Linked DNA regions of Homo sapiens: region 1 is linked to region 2. Evidence: read pairs that join two places in POLR2A ChIA-PET (ENCODE). Cell type or tissue: GM12878. All regions are shown on one strand. Each heading gives the region's core, and the rest is flanking DNA. Links, peaks and the distances in the headings are about the cores only.

What was found. Peaks named below come from ENCODE experiments on the same cell type or tissue, not always from the same donor. Only the 100,000 strongest peaks of a DNase experiment are listed, where the experiment ranks them.
Region 1: POLR2A ChIA-PET joins it to region 2 with 5 read pairs; 1 of 35 experiments calls an interaction of 5 or more read pairs at or near these places.

The regions. Positions count from the first base shown.
Region 1 is chr2:176,930,902-176,933,716 of GRCh38, forward strand. No RefSeq gene overlaps it. Among named protein-coding and RNA genes, the nearest start is that of MIR4444-1, 280 kb to the right of the region's middle. RefSeq lists an enhancer at 999-1,298. In GM12878, for the core only: no CTCF peak of the experiment used is centred there; a DNase peak (open chromatin) is centred at 1,210; H3K27ac peaks cover 2,271 bases.
Region 2 is chr2:177,168,193-177,171,007 of GRCh38, forward strand. No RefSeq gene overlaps it. Among named protein-coding and RNA genes, the nearest start is that of MIR4444-1, 43 kb to the right of the region's middle. RefSeq lists enhancers at 129-423, 1,308-2,507, 2,086-2,255. In GM12878, for the core only: no CTCF peak of the experiment used is centred there; DNase peaks (open chromatin) are centred at 1,779 and 2,174; H3K4me3 peaks cover 384 bases; H3K27ac peaks cover 1,862 bases.

The DNA of each region.
Region 1 (2,815 bases), core at 245-2,744, 240 kb before region 2:
CCAATAAGCACATGAAAAGATGATCTACATCACAAATTATGAGGGAAATGTCAATTAGAACCATAATGAGCTACTTACTACGCACTTGAGAATATCAAGGATGGGTGAAGAGGTAGGACAACTTGAACTCTCATACATTGACTGTGTGACAGTATAAAATGGTACTATTTCTTATATAGTTAAACATATACAAGCCATGTGACCCAGCAATCTTTATCCTAGATATTTACCCAAGAGAGATAAAAATGTGTCCACGCAAAACTTTTACATCAATGTTTATAGCAGCATTATTCATAATCGTCAAAACTGAAAGCAACCCAAGTATCTATTAACCAGTGAATGGATAAACAAATTGTGGTATATCCAATGGAGTATTACTATAAAAGCAACAAAATATTAGTACTCTCGACAACATAGGTGAATCTCAAAAATATTATGCTAAGTGAAAAAAGGTAAACACAAAGGGCTACATACTATGATTCTGTCTGTATGAAATTCTAGGAAAGGCAAAACCATAGCAACAAAAAGCAGATCAGTAGTTGGTTGGCTGGGGCCAAGAGCTGGGGGAATATATTGACTGTAGGAGCACAAGGGAACTTCTAGGGTGATGGAAATGTTCTAATTTGATCATGGTGGGGAATGGATTTTTTAAATATACTAGGGATTTGTTTTTCTTTTTAAGGGATTTCTTTTGGAAAAAAAAAAAGTCCTAGAATAAGAACAGAAGCATGTTCTCTTCTGAGAAATAATCCTTAGAAAATAGAAGTTAAGCCAAAATATGTAACATTACCTATGTCTTTTAAAACTTTTCTTGTCCATCTAATTTCCATCTTAAGAAAAATTAGAAATAAATCAATTACACTTTAAATACTTTTGGTACAGTTGAATATGTACAGGACTGCTGAATATTGAATAGGTTCCCAGAGAAACTCTTTGTAACAGAACTTTCCATTTGACCATAGCCCTTAAGGCATTTAAAGACAAGTGAGAAACAGACTGTTTTGGTTCGTTGGTTTGGGTTTTTTTTTCTTTTTTTTTTCATTACTTAGCTTTGTCATCATGCTTTCCTACCACCAGAAGGCATATTTATGACTCATCAGTCAACACCCAGTGTCAGATAACTAGCCATTAACATACTTCACTTGTACTGTGATGAAAATGATATCACAACTTTCAAGAGATCCCCTTGAAGATGAAACTGAAAGAAATGGTGGCCACATGTTGTTTCAAACCTGTATTCGTTACACCTCCTGACTGCATGTCGTGCAAAAGGGCCAAACAGATGTGTAAAAAATAGCTGTTTAACAGGGGGGAAAATACTGTAAAATTGTTTATGGCAGGACAGCGGGTTCTTATAGGCAAAGTAAATTACAAATAGATTTCTCAATTACTTTTTAAAGCCTAGTATTTGATTCTTATATAACAGTCAAAAATCAATTTTGCATGGAATTTATGTGAATGCCTCATTATTAATAAAACAGCGGTTGGCGGCTGCTACTTCCTCCCCACAACAGCAGCACGCAGTGGGGAAGCATTCACGTGCCAGGCTGTGCAATTCTTTATCTTTTTATCCTCTGGTTCAGCATCATAAAAAAGAAAGGGAAGAGATGAATCCCAAGCAAATTTTAGGCATGGGCTTCTGGCAGCACCTATTTCATGGGGGCCTGCTGGTGCCCTGAGAGTACTTGGTGATGGGTGCTGAGGGAAGTCCTCACCCTACTCCCTGCTCATACTGTACCTCGAAGGTCTTTTTTAAAAAAAAAAAAAGTATAATTAAGCAAGTAACTCTAGTTGTTGAAAAAGTCACTGAGCTCTTTCTCTCGCTCTATCCTTAGCATATCCAACCTCGGTACTAGAGTCTACTGACCCTGTGAATTGATTTAAAAGGACTGGCCAGTGGCAATTTTCCCCAGATTGCTTTATTTCTCCAAAATAAAATTATTTATTTTGAAAAGAACTTGCTCCTGACCCAAACATTCTAATAACATAACAAGCATAATTCTCATTCAACAAACAAGAAAATTGAATCCCACTTATGTCTACAGACCATAACAGTCTGCTCCCTACACTGTACTTGATTCATCAAACCATGAACACTCCCCGTTTCCCAAATGAAAAGTGTAGTGTGGTGAGAAAAACCTAGCTTCTCTGGTTAGCCCTCCCTAACCAATTGGATGACTTTAAACAGTTATATCACTGTTTTAGGCCATGTCTGTTAACTGGTAAAATAAGAGAGTTTTCAAAATTATCTGAGGTTTCCTTCAGCTAAGATTTGGCAATGAGAAGAAATCATTGTATTCCCATTACATGTGAAAAGCAAAAAGAAAATTCTATGTTTGGCCAACAACATGGAGAAATGCTTATCTTCAGAGGTTAAATTCAGCTAAACAGTAGCTACCTGCTATTTCTTCTATTGGGTGCATGCCTCAAAAACGCTAACGGGGGAAATGGCAGGGCGATACACTGAGTGCTTACAGCATGTTTCCAGAAACTGATTTATTCTTGATTTGAATCTCTACTATGTGCATAATTACACCTGGTAACTGCAGGCAAGCTGTGGGCAACACTCTTGCCCCCTTAGTATTTGTGTCAGCAGTTAATTAGGAATGCAGTGCTAATACAGTCTTTAAACCAACCCCAAAAAGCTGTAGTAAAATCTAGTTTAACAAACAGACATGCATATCAGATGACTCCTTGCAGATACAGAATACCAAGAGTTTATTTACCAATGAAAATCCATGGTAGGTAAGATCTGATCCATGGGTTTGTTTGCTTTTGGGTTTTTGGAGACAGATTCTCGCTCTGTTGCCCAGGT
Region 2 (2,815 bases), core at 310-2,809:
ACAGGACATAGTTATCACAGCATTGATGTGATCATTCCTCTCTTAATTAGGATTCAGTGCAGATGCAATTGGCTGAAAACCCAAAATAACAGTGGCTTAGGTAAGATAGAAATTATAGTCATTATTGGGATTATCCACACATTCTGGTTCTCCTGCTTTTAGGGCAAATAGACTACTTGCCTACCTTTTTGAAGTTAGATATGGTATGTGACTTGCATTAGTCAGCAAAATGGCATGTGTTATTTTCAGTTCCAAGCCTTATCAGTATACAATTCACTACATTCCTTTTGTCTTTGTCAGCAATGGTGGAAGCATTGGTTGACATGGACACTGTCAGCCTGGCTTTCTGAGTACCCACAATGAGCAGAGTCCCCCTGCTGACCAGCAATGGACATGTGGTGTGATCAAGAATAAACTTGCGCTGGGCATGGTGGCTCACGCCTGTAATCCCAGCACTTTGGGAGTCCAAGGCAGGCAGATCACAAGGTCAGGAGTTCGAGACCGGCCTAACCAACATGATGAAACCCCATCTCTACTAAATATACAAAAATTAGCCAGGTGTGGTGGCGCGTGCCTGTAATCCCAGCTACTCAGGAGGCTGAGGCAGGAGAATCACTTGGAGGAGGTTGCAGTGAGCTGAGATCACACTACTGCACTCCAGCCTGGGCAGCAGAGTGAGACTCCATCTCAAAAAAAAAAATAGAATAAACTTGTTGTTTTGAGTCACGGGTTAAATTTCTTTCTCACACAAAAGTCTGAGTGGTGGGGCTAGGACTGATACAGTGATTCATGGTTTGAGGGACCCAAGGTCCTCTGTCTTGCTGTTCAGCTGTGCTTGGCATGCTCATGCTTCATGGTTACAGCACTCAAGCTTTAAGCAGCAGGAAGCAGGAAGGCATGGAGAGGCAAAGGGTGTGCTGCACGTCAAGGAAGGCTCCCAGAAGCTCTCTTCCACTTGGAAACCTTTGGCCAGAACTTGGTCCCATGGCTGCACCTATAGTTGCAAGGGAAAGGGAATCAACGAAGACTGGGTGAGGCCAGCCAAAAATTGTGGGTTATTTGACCACATAAAGGGACCCGGAGGACTGCATTCTGCCTTAACTCTCAAGAACTCCTTGTATAAATGTGGAGATGATAGGATTGCACTGTCCCTCCCCATTTTTCATAAAAATAAAGAAGTAGTGAGAATATTGATCAATGTGGATGATGAGAGATTGAGGCCACCCTAACTAATTTAGTTGTTGGAAGGGGGATTTTTTTCTTCCCCAACACCTCCGTTGGTAAGAGATTATAAGACAACCATCTTCATTATGACCTTCAACAAGATTTGAAATGGACTCTTTGTAGTCATTTCATGTACTTGCTCATCTGGCTACTTTTAAAGAAACAAATTCAAATTTCTATTATCTGCTATGATATATCATTAACAGCCCCCAAAATACAAGATACAGAGATAATAGAACGGCTGACATAATCACATTTAAGTGAGTTTGGCTGTACATTCATTGTTTCTTGCAAAGACCAGAGCTACAGAAAAATAGATCAATGTGATTAAGTCTAACATTGGGGAATTGTTTCTCCATTGTGTCTGAGCTGAGGCTGGCAGCAGGAATTAGTGCTGCTACCTTTAAAGGGTAGACCACGATTGATCTGGTTCCCAAGGCAGTCATTGAACAGACGTGGTGAAACTGGTCACAGCAGAGCTACATTACACGCAGGAAGTGCCCTACTGTTAAAAGAGTGTGCCCAGTTCAAAGCAAAGTGAAAAGCTTTTTGTTTGTTTTAGTTTCACATCTAAGTTCATTTTTGGTCACCATTCCTTAAATAGAATTTTTTTTCATCATCAAGCATGGGTCTTAAGCATTTTTGGTGAGCACTACACATAGACCAGGAAGGAAATAGAATCCGACACGCCAAGGACTTATGGCCCAAGATGTGGAGAGGAGAAAGGCTGACCGCTGAGTATATGGCAACTTTTGTACCAAAATTTACCATTAAAAATGCAAATCAAAAGAGAACCTGAGGCAGGCAGTGGCACAGTGGCACTGTGCTCTCCCTCTCTTTTCCTGGACCTCTGCAATACTTCTTTGCCTGCTTCCTCCCTTTATTTGTATAGTGGAAAATCTGTTGTCCATTGCTGGAGTTCAAGCATGCCTGGGCATGTTTGTCAAACTGGCAGGGCAGGCCTTGCAGAGGCCTCGAGGGGCCCTTGACAATGGACTCAGACTGGGTGTGCTACTTAAACATATCCAGACAAGTCAGGCAAATGAGTAGGGAGTGGAGGAACAGGGTATGTGTGAGATGTGGAAAAGTGTCCCAACAAAAAAAAAAATCACTCTTGGGGAAGAGGGAGAACCTCAGCTGCATGACATGAGGACTGATTTATTTTCACCTTTCAAAATCATTCTTTTTTTTTTTTTTTCAGTCCTAGGAAATTGGGTCAGAATCTGCGTATCTAATGGGATCGTTACTGTTACACTTGTAAGATTTGGAATCCGTTCAAAAAACAAGCCAGAAACAAGCCTTTGTATACGTTAGGAAAAGATGCCCTGCATTAGAGCCCGGCCAAGGGAGAGATGGGGGCAGGTAACTGCAGTCCAAAACTGAGCAGCCACTCCTAGAAGCTCTGCTTGAAATTCATGCTGTTAAGACAAGCGACCAAAAGTATTTAACTCCTGCATTGACCTAGGCACCTCTCCTCCCAGCAGTTACCTGGGAAAGATACTCAGAATCAATGAGAAATGGGAAATCAAAGAACCTGCTATGGACTGAATTGTATCCCCTCCAAAATGCATATCTTGAAGCCCGAACCCCA